3 separate regions of the Homo sapiens genome follow, and regions 1 and 2 are each linked to region 3. A link is an interaction called in ENCODE POLR2A ChIA-PET data of the cell type or tissue named here. Cell type or tissue: endothelial cell of umbilical vein. All regions are shown on one strand.

Region 1 (5,000 bases), 330 kb before region 3:
CTTGAACCTGGCAGGCAGAGGTTGCAGTGAACAAGATCATGCCACTGCACTCCAGCCTATGTGAGAGAGTGAGACTCCATCATAAAAAAAAAAAGAGAGAGAGAGAGAGAAATGACCATCCTGTTTTCCAGAGTTGCTGTGCTATCTATTTTCCTTTTTTTTTTTTGAGAGTGTCTCACTGCCACCCAGGTTGGAGTGCAGTGGCACAAATATAGCTCACTGTGGCCTTGACCTCCCAGTGGTCCTCTCACCTTAGCCTCCCAAGTAGCTGGGACTACAGGCATGCATCATGCCTGGCTAATTTTTTTACTTTTGTAGAGATGGGGTCTCCCTGTGTTGCCCAGGCTGGGCTGAACAAGCTTACAATCCTACCCAAATATGAGTGCAGGTGAGCTTTCAAAATCAACATTTGATCATGTCACTCCTCTGCTCAAATGTCTTCAAGGGCTCCCATTGCTCTAAGGGTCCAATCCAAAGCTCACAACTTGGCAACCCTGCCTTCTACCAGCTGACTTTAGGCTTCAGGATCGTTCCACTCCAACCCACACACCTTGGGACAGCTCTGCACTCATCTGCTATTCTTTTCTGTTTGTTTGAGACAGACTCTCACTGTATTGCCCAGGCTGGAGTGCAGTGGCAGAATCTCGGGTCATTGCAACCACTGCTTCCCAGGATCAAGCGATTCTCCTGCCTCAGCCTCCCAAGTATCTGGGATTACAGCGGTGCACCACCACACCCCACTGATTTTTGTTTTTGTTTTTAGTAGAGACAGGGTTTCACCATGTCGGCCAGGCTGGTCCTAACTTCAGGTGATCCACCTGCCTCAGTGGCACGATCTCGGCTCACTGCAGCCTCCGCTTCCCAGACTCCAGCAGACTTCCCACTTCAGCCTCCCGAATAGCTGGGACTACAGCTGTGAGCCACCGATTCCTGGCTTATTTTTGTATTTTTTGTAGAGAGAGGGTTTCACCATGTTGCCCAGGCTGGTCTCGAACTCCTGAGCTCAAATGATCCTCCTGCCTTGGCCTCCCAAAGTGTTGGGATTACAGGCATGATCCACTGTGCCTGGCCACACATTTGCCATTCTTACTCCCTGGACACCCCTCCCACTCCCTCCACCTTCCCCTAACAACCCTTTCAAGCCAAGCTAACACCTTCAGGCCTCAGCTTTACCCTCACTTCTGTTAAGAAGGCCTTGCCTGGCCGGGCGCAGTGGCTCACACCTGTAATCCCAGCACTTTGGGAGGCCGAGGCGGACAGATCACGAGGTCAGGAGATCAAGACCATCCTGGTTAACACAGTGAAACCCTGCCTCTACTAAAAATACAAAAAAAAATTTAGCTGGGCGTGGTGGCGGGTGCCTGTAGTCCGAGCTACTCAGGAGGCTGAGGCAGGAGAACGGTGTGAACCCAGGAGGCGGAGCTTGCAGCGAACCGAGATCCCGCCACTGCACTCCAACCTGGGCGACAGACTCCGTCTCAAAAAAAAAAAAAAAAAAAGGCCTCACCTGACTCCTTAGGTTTGGATAACATGCCTCTCTCCTGGGGTCCTACAGCCCGCTTGACAACGTCACACTCAACAATGTGTGGATACTGAACTAGCAATGCCTATTGTCTCATCTGTAGCCCTGCAAGTCTGCAAGTCTTGTTCATTGTTGTATCTTTAGTACATGGCATTTGGTGGACGCATAGGAAATATTTTTTATTTTTATTATTTATTTTTTTTGAGATGGAGTCTCGCTCTGTCGCCCAGGCTGGAGTGCAGTGGTGCTATCTCGGCTCACTGCAAGCTCCGCCTCCCGGGTTCATGCCATTCTCCTGCCTCAGCCTCCTGAGTAGCTGGGACTACAGCCACCTGCCACCTTGCCTGGCTAATTTTTTGTATTTTTAGTAGAGACGGGGTTTCACCATGTTAGCCAGTATGGTCTCAATCTCCTGACCTCGTGATCAGCCTGCCTCGGCCTCCCAAAGTGCTGGGATTACAGGCGTAAGCCACCGTGCCCGGCCAGAAATATATATATATTTTTAAGAGACAGAGTCTCGCTCTATTGCCCAGGCTGGAGTGCAGTGGCACAATCATAGCTCATTACAGCCTTGAACTCCTGGGCTCATGTGTTCCTCCTGCCTCAGCCTCCCAAGTAGCTGGAAATACAGGCACCACTAAGCCTGGCTAATTTTTAACTTTTTTGTAGAAATGGGGTCTCACTTTGTTGCCCAGGCTGGCCTTGAACTCCTGGCCTCAAGTGATCCTCCTGCCTCAGCCTCCCAAAGTGCTGGGACTATAGGCATGAGCCACCATGCCTGGCTAAGAAAGAAAACATTTGCCGGGCATGGTGGCTCATGCCTGTAATCCCAGCACTTTGGGAGGCTGAGGCAGGTGGATCACTTGAGGCCAGGAGTTCGAGACCAGCTTGGCCTCGTGGTGAAACCCTGTCTCTACTAAAAATGCAAAAATTAGCCAGGCGTGGGAGTCTGTAGTCCCCAGCTACTCGGGAGGCTGAGCCAGGAGAATAGCTTAAACCGGGGAGGTGGAGGTTGCAGTGAGCCGAGATCACGCTACTGCACTCCAGCCTGGGCGACAGAGGGAGACTCTGTCTCAGGGAGAAAAAAAAAAAAGAAAGGAAGAAAAAGAAAAAGAAAAAGATATTTTAAGAGACAGGGTCTTGCTATGTTGCCCAGGCTGGTCTCGAATTCCTGAGCTCAAGTGATCCTCCCATCTCAGCCTCCCAAAGTGCTGGGATTACAGGCGTGAGTCACTGCACCAGGCCAGGAAACAATTGTTGAACAAGTAATCAGAGGGAGGGGTGAGTCACTGGGGGCTGGGGAAAGAGGGAGGGGGTGTTAGGATGGTGCTGACCTTCCAGCTGCACATCTGCCAGCCGCTCTGCAGGGCAGAGACCATGAGCGTGGAGACAGACTTGACGGCCGTCCTCGGCAGCTGCAGTAGGGATTGGCCCTGTTGGCCCAGCTCCACCTCGGTCTCCTCTGTAGTCTTGGCCAACACGCAGGGATCTGCCAGCTCGGGGGACTCACCCAACTTGGGCTTAGCCTCTTTTGGGAGCTCGACCAACCTCAAAGTCTCAACCACCTGGAGAGTCTTCTCCATCTTCTTCAATGAGTGTTTCTTGGAGTCAGGGTGTCCTGAGATGGTTGGTTTAATTTTTTGCCTCCAGAAGAAAACCTGAGAACCAAGACACAGAGAGGAGAGACAGGAGAGAGGGGCAGGGCAGAGACAACACCATCCACAGAAAAGAAGGCACAAAAGGGATGGAGCAGTGAGTTTCCTGGCCTCTCTTCCTTCTCCTCCAGCCCCTCCCCAGCTGTCCTTTCCTTCCTCCCCACTCCATCTTGTTTGGCCACAGGCCAGGAAGGGAGGGAACCCACGCAGTAAGGGGCTGCTGCGACCCATGCCCTCATCCCAGCGCATCATGAGGACAGAGTGGTCTCAGAAACTCACCCAGGAAATAATCCTTTGCCAAGCCCGTCTAACCCATCGGAAGAACTTCATGACCACAACCATCTCTCTTGATGGGAAAAACACAGAAGAAAGGGCAGAGCTAGCATTTGGTACGGTGGGGGTGGCGGGTGGGGGATGGGGTGGGCTGTGGGCCGGTGACCACCTCTTGAGGGGTCTCCTGTGAGCTTCAAGCACAGCAGTAAAGAAAGAAGTAGGAAATCCTGGGGGAAGCCCCTCCTGGCAATGAATCCCAGACCTTTTCTCCCCTCCCTGGGACAGGGAGAGGAGTCGAAGTAGGTGAGAACCTACAGTGAGGGAGAGTTCTAGACCATTGTGAGGCTGCCTGGCCCCGACCCCAACCCCCGAGGCCCTGCCCAGACCCACAGAGTCCATCTCTTCCACCCTGGCTCTTCTTCGCTCAGATCCAGGGAAAATAAACTAACACGTAACAAACTAATAAGCACTGTTCCTGCATCACGTCCTGCAGTCCTTCACAGCAGCCCTTCAAGATAGGTATTATTGTTAGTGCCACTTCATCAAAGAGGAATCTGAAATTCAGGAAAGCTGAAGGGGGCCGGGCATGGTGGCTCATGCCTGTAATCCCAGTGTTTTGGGTGGCTGAGGCAGGAGGATCACTTGAGGCCAGGAGTTGAAGACCAGCCTGGGCAACATAGTGAGACTCCCCCCAACTCACTATGTTTAAATTTTTCAAAAAAAGAGTTTAAATCAGTTGGGAGTGGTGGTGTGTGCCTGCAGTCCCAGCTACTCAGGAGGCTGAGGCAGGAGGATTGCTTGCGCCCAGGAGGTGGAGGCTGCAGTGAGCCATGATTGTGCCACTGCACTCCAGCCTGGGCAACAGAATGAGACCCTGTCTCAAAAAAAAAAAAAAAAAAAAGGAAGGAAGGAAGGAAGGGAGAGGAGGGAGGAAGGAAGAGAGAGAGACAGAGAGGAGAGAAAGAAAGAGAGAGAGAGAGAGAAAGAAGAAAGAAGGAAAAGAACAAAAGAAAGAAAAGAAGGAAAGAAAAAAACAAAAAAGAAAGACAAAAAAGGAAGGAGGGAAGGAAGGAAGGAAGGAAGCAAGGAAGGAAAAAACTTAAGAGAGCCAGGTGTGGTAGCTCACACCTGTAATCCCAGAACTTTGGGACGCCAAGGTGGGAGGATTACTTGAAGCCAGCAGTTTGAGATCAGCCTGGGCCATATAGCGAGATGGTCTCTACCAAAAAATTTAGGCTAGGCGCAGTGGCTCATGCCTGTAATCCCAGCACTTTGGGAGGCTGAGGTAGGCAGATTACTTGAGTTCAGGAGTTTGAGACCAGCCTGACCAAAGTGGTGAAACCCCTTCTCTACTAAAAATACGAAAAAAAAAAAAAATTAGCTGGGTGTGGTGGTGCACACGTGTAGTTCCAGCTACTCAGGAGGCTGAGGCATGGAAATCGCTTGAACCTGAGAGGTGGAGGTTGCAGTAAGCTGAGATCTCACCACTGCATTCCAGACTGGGTGACAAGAGCGAAACTTCGACTCTAGCTGGGCATAGTGCCACATGC
Region 2 (5,000 bases), 520 kb after region 3:
GGTTACCGCCGCCGCCAGCTGAGGGCCAGGGAGGGAGAGGGGAGGCCAGGCGCTCTCAGGAGTCCCAAAGGACAAATAATCCCGCCGCTGCCGCGGGACCCAGACACGAGCCAACTGCGCGCCCGCCCTGCCCCGCCTGAGCTTTCCGTCCGCCGCCTGGGGCCCAGCCCTTCCCTGTCTGTCACAACCAGAGCCCAAACCCCGGGGGCCTGAGGACAGTCCACTGGCGGCTCCGTCCCCTGAGGACCTTGAGCAGGAGGGCCAGGGGCCTGGGGATTGGTGGCTGTTCTGCCCTTTCCGCCACCGTTGGCGGCTGAACACTCCTCCCCGGGGTCTGGGGTCAGGGACCCAGCCTGTGGGATACCACCCAACTGCAACTGTCCTCATCCACATCACACTCACTGCTCCAGGGCCTGGGATCAACCACGAGCTTAGCTGGGGCTTGCAGGGACCAGCCCCACAGGGTCGGGGGGCTTCTCCCTGTGTGCGGCGACGAGAGAGTGTAGAAATAAAGACACAAGACAAAGGGATAAAAGAAAAGACAGCTGGGCCCGGGGCACCACTACCACCAATGCGCGGAGACCGGCAGTGGCCCCGAATGTCTGGCTGCGCTGTTATATTTTGGATACAAAGCAAAAGGGGCAGGGTAAAGAGTGTGAGTCATCTCCAATGATAGGTAAGGTCACGTGGGTCACGTGTCCACTGGACAGGGGGCCCTTCCCTGCCTGGCAGCCAAGGCAGCGAGAGAGAGAGACAAAGAGAAAGACAGCTTACGCCATTATTTTTGCATATCAGAGACTTTTAGTATTTTCACTAATTTACTACTGCTATCTAGAAGGCAGAGCCAGGTGTACAGGATGGAACATGAAGGCGGACTACGAGCGTGACCACTGAAGCACAGCATCACAGGGAGATGGTGAGGCCTCCAGATAACTGCGGGCAAGCCTGACTAATGTCAGGCCCTCCAACAAGAGGTGGAGGAGCAGAGTCTTCTCTAAACTCCCCCGGGGAAAGGGAGACTCCCTTTCCCGGTCTGCTAAGTAGCCTGTGTTTTTCCTTGACACTGAGGCTACCACTAGACTACCGTCCGCTCGGCAAGGGGCGTCTTCCCAGAAGCTGGCGTTACCGCTAGCCCAAGGAGCCCTTCTGGTGGCCCTGTCTGGGCATAACAGAAGGCTCGCACTCTTGTCTTCTGGTCACACCTCACTATGTCCCCTCAGCTCCTATCTCTGTATGGCCTGGTTTTTCCTAGGTTATGATTTTAGAGCAAGGATTATTATAATATTGGGATAAATTAATTACTACCAACTAATGATTAATGATATTCATATATAATCATCTCTAAGATCTATATCTGGTATAACTATTCTTGTTTTATATTTTATTGTACTGGAACAGCTCGTGTCCTCGGTCTCTTGCCTCGGCGCCTGGGTAGCTTGCCGCCCACAGGGGCTGCCACTACCAGGATTCGAGCAGAGCACCTAGAGGACTCCAAATTGCTCCCCTGAACCCATTAATGCCAGAGCCAGCCTACACCGCTCCTGGGCTCAAAGACTGGCCCACCTTAGCCTCTTAGTCCCCAGCAACCACACCCTCCACTAATAACCACACCCTAAGCCACCCAAGAAATCATACAGAGCCTACAGTACTACCCCAATCAAAGCCAAAGTGCCCCACCTAACCAACACCCTATCTACATTTTTAGGAAGAAGTCCTCCCCTACAAAGCAAATTCACAAACTTGGAAGAAGCAATTTACACAGGATGTGCAGATCTCAATGGAAGGACACGGGAAACGTGAAAAAGCAAGGAAGTGGGACGCCTCCAAAGGAACCCAGTAATTCTCCAGCAACAGATCCCCATCCAAAAGAAATTCAAGAAATGTCATATAGAGAATTGTGGAAACTGATTTTAACCAAGATTAGAGGGATTCAAGAGACTTCTGAAAAAGAAAGTAAGGAAATGTCAACAGCAATTCTGGATATGGTTGAGGTATTTACCAACCAGATACAGAGTTTTCCAGAGCACATGGCAAATGTGGAACTGAAGAAATCACTGGATGAAATACAAAGTATACTCGAAAGCTTCAATGATAGACTAGATCAAGCAGAAAAAAAACTCTCAAAACTTAAAATCTGAAGGCTTTTACTCAATTCAAATATTTAATGGGTTGTACTCTGGCCATTCAGGTGAACAAAATCTGCTGGGTTAATTTTTTTTTTTTTTTTTTTTTTGAGATGGAGTCTCGCTCTGTCGCCCAGGCTGGAGTGCAGTGGCGGGACCTCGGCTCACTGCAAGCTCCGCCTCCCAGGTTCACGCCATTCTCCTGCCTCAGCCTCCTGAGTAGCTGGGACTACAGGTGCCCGCCACCACACCCGGCTTATTTTTTGTATTTTTAGTAGAGGTGGGGTTTCACTGTTAGCCAGGATGGTCTCGATCTCTTAACCTCGTAATCCACCCGCCTCGGCCTCCCAAAGTGCTGGGATTACAGGCGTGAGCCACTGCGCCTGGCCTTGGGTTGTTATACTGGGGTCTTGAATAATCATTAAAGGTGAAATGAAAATAATTTCCTTTTGAGGTGGTCAATTTTGTGAGATGGATTCTTGTTAGGCAGCTGTCATGGAAAGATGATTTAGTTCAGTTGACATTAATAATACGCATGGTAATCCTAACAGGTGAATGTGGTTCAAACTAAATTGCCAGGGAATTGTCATGGTCTAGAAAAGCCACTCTCTCCAGTAGACTGCTCACACAGCTACATGTCAGCCCTCCTCACTGTGAAAGTGACAGACACCCTAGCATTTTTATTCATCTCCCTTAGGTGCCTCAACTTTTTCTCCCACTCTCAGCTGAAAAGAGCTACATCTACCATTTCATCTACTTAGTGTATTTTCTTATTGGCTATGTTAAAAAATTACAAACATAACAATTATGAATGAAAAATAACTCCATGGCTGGGTGCAGTGGCTCACACCTGTAATCCCAGCACTTTGGGAGGCTGAGGCGGGTAGACCACAAGGTCAGGAGTTCAAGACCAGCCTGGCCAAGATGGTGAAACCGTCTCTACTAAAAATACAAAAATTAGCCGGGTGCAGTGGCAGGCACCTGTAATCCCAGCTGCTTGGGAGGCTGAGGGAGGAGAATCAGTTGAACCCGGAGGGTGGAGATTGCAGTGAGACTCTCAAAAAAACAAAACAACACAAAAAAATCTCCTAAGATGATTAAAACAAACTTGCTTCTACAATAAACCGTAAACTCACCGTATCTAGTGATTCTGTACATTAAATCTTTTGAACATGTTTACCAATTTGGTGTTATGAAAAATTTTTTAGAGGTTGTGTATGGGCTGGGCACAATGACTCATGCCTGTAATCCCACCACTTTGGGAGGCTGAGACGGGCGGATCACTCAAGGACAGGAGTTCGAGATCAGCTGGGGCAACATGGCAAAACCCCATCTCTACAAAAAGTACAAAAATTAGCCAGGCGTGCACTAATTAGTGGGCTGGACCATTACTGGTGTGTGTATCTCTAGTCTCAACTACTCAGAGGCTGAGCTGGCGAGATCAGTGGAGCCCAGGAGATTGAGGCTGCTGTGAGCTGTGGTCATGCCACTGCACTCCAGCCGGGATGACAGAGTGACACCGTGTCTCAAAAAAACAAAAAACAAAAAATTGTGTCTGTACTCCACTTTCCAACTGGATATAGTGTCCATATCAAGGTCATCTAAATAAATATAATGTTTTGGAGAGAGTTGTTTTTTTTTTTTTTTTTTTTGTGACGGAGTCTCGCTATGTTGCCGAGGCTGGAGAGCAGTGGCGCGATCTTGGCTCACTGCAACCTCTGCCTCCTGGGTTCAAGTGATTCTCCTCCCTCAGCTTCCTGAGTAGCTGGGATTACAGGTACCCGCCACCAGGCCCAGCTAATTTTTTGTGTTTTTAGTAGAGTCGGGGTTTCACCATGTTGGACAGGCTGGTCTCGAACTCCTGACCTTGTGATTTACCTGCCTTGGCCTCCCAAAGTGCTGGGATTACAGGTGTGAGCCACTCCACTCGGCACTTTTTTCTTTTTTTTGAGATGGAGTTTTGCTCTTGTTGCCCAGGCTGGAGTGCAATGGCACAATCTCGGCTTACTGCAACCTCCGCCTCCCAGGTTCAAGCGATTCTCCTGCCTCAGCTTCCCAGGTAGCTGGGATTACAGGCACGTGCTACCACGCCCAGCTAATTTTTGTATTTTTAGTAGAGACGGGGTTTCACCATGTTGGACAGGCTGGTCTTGAACTCCTGACCTCAGGATTTCCACCCGTCTCAGACTCCCAAAGTGTTGGGATTACAGGCGTAAGCCACTGCACCCGGCCTCCAGGCTCAAGCAATTCTTATGCCTCAGCCACATGAGTAGCTGGTATTACAGGTGTGTGCCAACATGCCTGGCGAATTTTTGTATTTTTAGTAGAGATGGGGTTTCGCCATGTTGGCCAGGCTGTTCTTGAACTCCTGGCTTCCATCAGTTCTCCCATCTTAGCCTCCCAAAGTGTTGGGATTACAGGTGTGACCCACTGCAACTGGCCAGGCACTTCAATTTTTTTTTTTTTGCTCTGTCACCAGGCTGGAGTGCAGTGGTGCGATCTCGGCTCACTGCAGTCTCCGCCTCGCGGGTTCAGGCAATTCTGCCTCACCCTTCTGAGTAGCTGGGACTACAGGCATGCCCCACCATGCCCAGCTAATTTTTGTATTTTTAGTAGAGACGGGGTTTCACCATGTTGGCCAGGATGGTCTCGATCTCTGGACCTTGTGATCCGCCTGCCTCGGCCTCCCAAAGTGCTGGGATTACAGGCGTGAGCCACCACGCCCAGCCAGGCACTTCAAATTTTTTGTCTCTGTGTGTCTGCGAATAACTGAGAAAGTGCCACAGTATTGATTTGGGGGTTACAAACATATTTTAGTGAGTAGGCAAATTCTCAAATACAAAATCTATGAATAAGGATCAAGTATACGTTCATTTG
Region 3 (5,000 bases):
CGTGCCTCAGCCTCCCAAGTAGCTGGGACTACAGGCATGGGCCACCACGCTCAGCTAATGTTCGTATTTTTAGTAGAGACAGGGTTTCACCATGTTGGCCATACTGGTCTCGAACTCCTGACCTCAAGGGATCTGCCCACCTAGGCCTCCCAAAGTGCTGGGATTACAGGTGTGAGCCACCACACCCAGCCCCAGTAGTTCTTATTTCTTTTTTTAAAATATATTTTTTAGAGACCGGGTCGTGCTCTGTTACCCAGGCTGGAGTGCAGTGGCGTGATCTTGGCTCACTGCAGTTTCCACCTCCTGGGCTCAAGTCATCCTCCTGCCTCAGCCTCCCGGGTAGCTGGGACTCCAGGCAGCCACCACCATGCCCGGCTAATCAGTTCTTCTTCTTCCCCCACTTCACCTTCCTTGGGGCCTCACCTGACCCCGTGGCTGTCTCTACTGCAGGGCTATACCAGCGGAGGAGGAGGGACAAGGGGCGGAGCTGGGCCTCCGCACGGGCCTCCAAGTGTCCGAATGTAGCCCGGAGCAGCTGGCGAGCAACAGCACCCAGGCCTGTAGGGTGCTGGCAGACCCCCAGGGCCCCTTTGCTGCCTGTCACCAGACGGTGGCCCCAGAGCCCTTCCAAGAGTGAGTCATGGGCCCAGGACTTGTGGGAATGGCCCAGGTGCCTGCTCTGGTCTTTCCCTGGGGCCTCCTGCCCGCTTCCTGACCCAAGCTCTGTGTGGTTCACTCCTCCGTTCTCCCTGTGGCCTAATTTCCTTGTGACCCTCACTGGACACCGACTGATGTCTTTCTGTTTGGGGTTCCAGGCTCTCTTCTGCAGGGGTGGGTCTCCTCCCCTCCCCAAACTGACTGTGCCCTTCCTGCCCCCTCTCTGCACCAGGCACTGCGTGCTGGATCTGTGCTCTGCTCAGGACCCAAGAGAGCAAGAGGAGCTGCGTTGCCAGGTCCTCAGTGGGTACGCCATCCTCTGCCAGGAGGCGGGCGCTGCCCTGGCTGGCTGGCGGGACCGCACCCTCTGCGGTGAGGTGTTGCCCCTCCCTGTGCCGACCCTGACCCCTCTGCCGTCCACCTCTGCTGAACGCTCTTCCCACCATTGCCTCATCTCGGGCTTTCTGTCTTAGTCCCATCATCCCTCGAATTTCTGCCTTAGTCCCAGGTCCAAGTCAGCACAACCGGCAGCCTGGCTCCTTCTCTGCCCCTGCCTGGGAGCCTCCCAACCCCATCCCGCATCCCGCTCCTTCCTGCCAAGGTCCACCTTCGCTCAACCAGTTCCTTCAAATGTTCTAATGTTGCAGACCCTGGATGGGCTGGGCGTGGTGGTTCACACCTGTAATCCCAGTGCTTTGGGAGGTTGAGGCTGGAGGATGGCTTGAGCCCAGGAGTTCCAGCCAGGCTGCAGTGAACCATGACCGCACACCACCACACTCCAGCCTGGGCAACAGAGCAACATCCTATCTCAAAAAAAAAAAAAAAGAAAGAAAGAAAGAAAGAACGAAAAAAAGAAAGAAATTAAAAAAAGAAAAGACTAGACAGGCTGGACATGGTAGCTCATACCTGTAGTTCCACCACTTTGGGAGGCAGAGGCAGGAGGATCAATTGAATCCAAGAGTTTGAGACCGGCCTGGGGAACCAGTGAGACCCCATCTCTATAAAAATCTTAACAAATTGGCCGGGTGTGGTGGTGCATGCCTGTAACTCCAGTCACCAGGGAGGCTGAGGTGGGAGGATCATTGGAACCCAGGAGTTGGAGGCTGCAGTGAGCCGTGATCACGCCAGCCTGGGCACTCCAGCCTGGGCAACAGAGTGACTCCATCTCTAAAAAAAATTTAAAAAAATAAAAAATAAAAAAAAGACCCTAGATGAAGCTGCAACACGTTCTAGCTTCCTGCCTATATGCAACGCTGAGTGTTTTTGTTTTTGTTGTTGTTGTCTGAGACAGAGTTCGCTTTTTGTTGCCCAGACTGGAGTGCAGTGGCATGATCTCGGCTCACTGCAACCTCCGCCTCCTGGGTTCAAGCGATTCTTGTCTCAGCCTCCCGAGTAGCTGGTATTACAGGTGCCCGCCACCACGCCCGGCTCATTTTTGTATTTTTAGCAGAGATGGGGTTTCACCATGTTGGCCAGGCTGGTCTTGAACTCCTGACTTCAGGTGATCCACCTGCCTCATCCTCCCAAAGTGCTGGGATTTCAGGTGTGAGCCACTGTGCCCAGCCTACTCTGAGTTTTATCGGGTGACCTTGCCCCTGTTTGGCCTGCCCAGCCCCAGCCAGTTTCTGACCATGACTGTCCCCGCAGCCATGGAGTGTCCAGCAGGTACCATATATCAGAGCTGTATGACACCCTGCCCAGCATCCTGTGCCAACCTGGCAGACCCCGGGGACTGCGAGGGCCCCTGCGTGGAAGGCTGCGCCAGCATCCCAGGCTATGCCTACAGTGGCACCCAGAGCCTCCCCTGGCTGACTGTGGCTGCACCAGCAATGGCATCTACTACCAGGTCTGAGCTGGCAGCAGGAGGCCCTGGGGAGCAGAGGCGCCAAGGAGAGCCAGACCAGGGATGGAACTGGAACGTCTCCTCCTGGCCCTTCCCCTTTCTAGCTGGGCAGCAGCTTTCTGACTGAGGACTGCTCTCAGCGGTGCACCTGTGCCAGCTCACGGATCCTGCTGTGTGAGCCCTTCAGCTGCAGAGCGGGGGAGGTCTGCACCCTGGGGAACCACACCCAAGGCTGCTTTCCAGGTGAACCTGCACTCCTGCCCGGTTCCAAGCTGCCCCATGCCCTGGGGCGTCCATGGACCAAGGATCGTCCCCTCCTTGTCCTCAGGACTCTTCCACATTGATTTCAGGATGTCTGTCCCTGCCTTTGTAGGGAGGGACAAAGGACAAAGATCTCCCGATCCCTAAGCATCCATGACCTACCGAATCCTTCCCTAGCGTTCCTTCCCATGATCTCCTTCAGCCCTGATGGTTAGCACAGCACTCCTAATTTATACATAACAAACATGGAGTTCAGAGAGGTTAAGCAGTTTCCTGCTGGGCGTGGGTGACTCATGCCTGTAATCCCAGCATTTTTGGAGGTGAGGTGGGCGAATTGCTTTGAGCTCAGGAGTTCAAGATCAGCCTGGGCAATATAGGGAGACATCGTCTCTACTAAAAATTAAAGAAAAAAAGAGCTGAGTGTGGTGGTGCACTCCTGTAGTCTCAGCTACTTGGAAGCTGAGGTGGGAAGATCACTTAAGCCCAAGAAATTGAGGCTACAGTGAGCTATAATTGTGCCACTGCACTCCAGCCTGGGTGACAGAGTGAGATCTTGTCTCAAAAAAGAAGAGAAGAGAAGGGAGGAGGGGAGGGCAGGGGAGGGGAGGAAAGGAAGGGAGGGAGGAGAGGGGAGAGGAGAGGAAGGGAGAGGAGGGGAGAAGGAGGGAAGGAGAGAAGGAGGGAGGAAAGGAGGAAGAAAGGAAGAGAGGAAGGAAGAGATGAAAGAGTTTCAAAGGAAGGAAGTTTCCCCAAAGCCCAGGGCTAGTGAGGCAGGGTTGGGAGCCAGGCTGGCTGACCCCTGGCCAGTCTCTGGCAGCCGCTGCTTTCTCCCCGGGCGTCCCAGCCCCCAGCCAGGCCTTCCCTCAGCTGGGAGTGTCCTCCCAGGGCCCCCCTCCCACAACCCTCTCTGTCCTTGCAGAAAGCCCGTGTCTGCAGAACCCCTGTCAGAATGACGGGCAGTGTCGGGAGCAGGGAGCCACCTTCACCTGCGAGTGTGAAGTTGGTTACGGGGGAGGCCTGTGTATGGAGCCTCGAGATGCGCCACCTCCCAGAAAGCCAGGTGAGGGCATCGTCCAAGGCCCTGTACCCTCACAACCTCTTCCTGGCCGACAACCACAGAATGATTCTATATGTATTATATTCACATATAGAATGATATGTATTATAATATTATGTTACAGATATTATATATTATAAACATAACAATTTGTAGCTATAATGGATATTAATATATTAATATATCTTGTATATTAATTATCTATTTATATATTACATATATTATTATAGTAGGAATTATAATATAATCCCTAGAAATTCGCAGGACAAGCATCCTCAAAAAACCAGTCCTGGCCGGGAATGGTGGCTCACGCCTGTAATCCCAGCACTTTGGGAGGCTGAGGTGGGCGGATCACGAGGTCAGGAGATGGAGACCATTCTGGCTAACGAAGTGAAACCCCGTCTCTACTAAAAATACAAAAAGTTAGCCGGGTGTGGTGGTGTGCGCCTGTAGTCCCAGCTACTCGGGAGGCTGAGGCAGGAGAATCACTTGAACCTGGGAGGTGGAGGTTGCAGTGAGCCAAGATCAAGCCACTGCACTCCAGCCTGGGTGACAGAGCAAGACTCCATCTAAAAAAAAATAAAAAAATAAAAAAAAATTAGCTGGGTATGGTGGTGCACAGCTGTAATCCCAGCTACTCAGAGGCTGAGGCACGAGACCCGCTTGAACCCGGGAGGCAGAGGTTGCAGTGAGCTAAGATCACGCTACTGCGCTCCAGCCTGGGCGACCAAGACTCCATCTCAAAAAAAACAAAAAACAAAAACCAAAAACAAAACAAAAAACTAGTTCCTGTGCCCATCTCCTACCTATATACTGTGAAATCTTCTCTCTGAAGCCCAGCTCCCCACTCCTGTGACCTGTATCTCTCACCCCTGCTGCTTCCTCCTCCTGTGTCCTTCTGTGCCTCTCCAGCACCTTCCATTGTCCTTTCCTATCCCAAACTACAATTCCCATGGGCTTCTGGGCCAGTGGTTCTCCAGCTTTATCTTGCCTAAGATTGAAGACGGGGTAACTTGTGTACATGTATATTCCAGGACACACTCTGAAAGATCAGATTTGGTAGGTCTGGAGTGGGCCCAGGAATCTGCTTTTTTTTTTTTTTTTTTTGAGTCTTGGTCTGTTGCCCAGGCTGGAGTGCAGTGGCGTGATCTCGGCTCACTGCAACCTCCACCTCCCGGGTTC

The links. ChIA-PET counts read pairs that join two places held together with the same protein. Peaks named below come from ENCODE experiments on the same cell type or tissue, not always from the same donor. Only the 100,000 strongest peaks of a DNase experiment are listed, where the experiment ranks them.
Region 1: POLR2A ChIA-PET joins it to region 3 with 5 read pairs; 2 of 35 experiments call an interaction of 5 or more read pairs at or near these places.
Region 2: POLR2A ChIA-PET joins it to region 3 with 7 read pairs; 2 of 35 experiments call an interaction of 5 or more read pairs at or near these places.

The regions. Positions count from the first base shown.
Region 1 is chr7:100,460,507-100,465,506 of GRCh38, forward strand. TSC22D4-C7ORF61 (TSC22D4-C7orf61 readthrough) reads right to left here. Exons shown (of 6, transcript NM_001395846.1): 5 at 2,857-3,180. It overlaps SPACDR (sperm acrosome developmental regulator), which reads right to left and starts at 3,754. Exons shown (of 3, transcript NM_001004323.3): 1 at 3,457-3,754; 2 at 2,857-3,180. The coding sequence starts at 3,519. In endothelial cell of umbilical vein, no CTCF peak of the experiment used is centred here; a DNase peak (open chromatin) is centred at 2,795; H3K27ac peaks cover 216 bases.
Region 2 is chr7:101,308,779-101,313,778 of GRCh38, forward strand. It overlaps IFT22 (intraflagellar transport 22), which reads right to left. Exons shown (of 5, transcript NM_022777.4): 5 at 2,136-5,000. It overlaps EMSLR (E2F1 mRNA stabilizing lncRNA), which reads left to right. Exons shown (of 2, transcript NR_110115.2): 2 at 1,706-2,561. Among named protein-coding and RNA genes, the nearest start is that of EMSLR, 3.0 kb to the left of the region's middle. RefSeq lists an enhancer at 200-1,027. In endothelial cell of umbilical vein, no CTCF peak of the experiment used is centred here; no DNase peak of the experiment used is centred here; H3K4me3 peaks cover 41 bases.
Region 3 is chr7:100,791,516-100,796,515 of GRCh38, forward strand. ZAN (zonadhesin) reads left to right here. Exons shown (of 48, transcript NM_003386.3): 41 at 451-633; 42 at 890-964; 43 at 2,305-2,503; 44 at 2,605-2,743; 45 at 3,681-3,821. Among named protein-coding and RNA genes, the nearest start is that of EPHB4, 34 kb to the right of the region's middle. RefSeq lists an enhancer at 2,512-3,059. In endothelial cell of umbilical vein, no CTCF peak of the experiment used is centred here; a DNase peak (open chromatin) is centred at 3,056.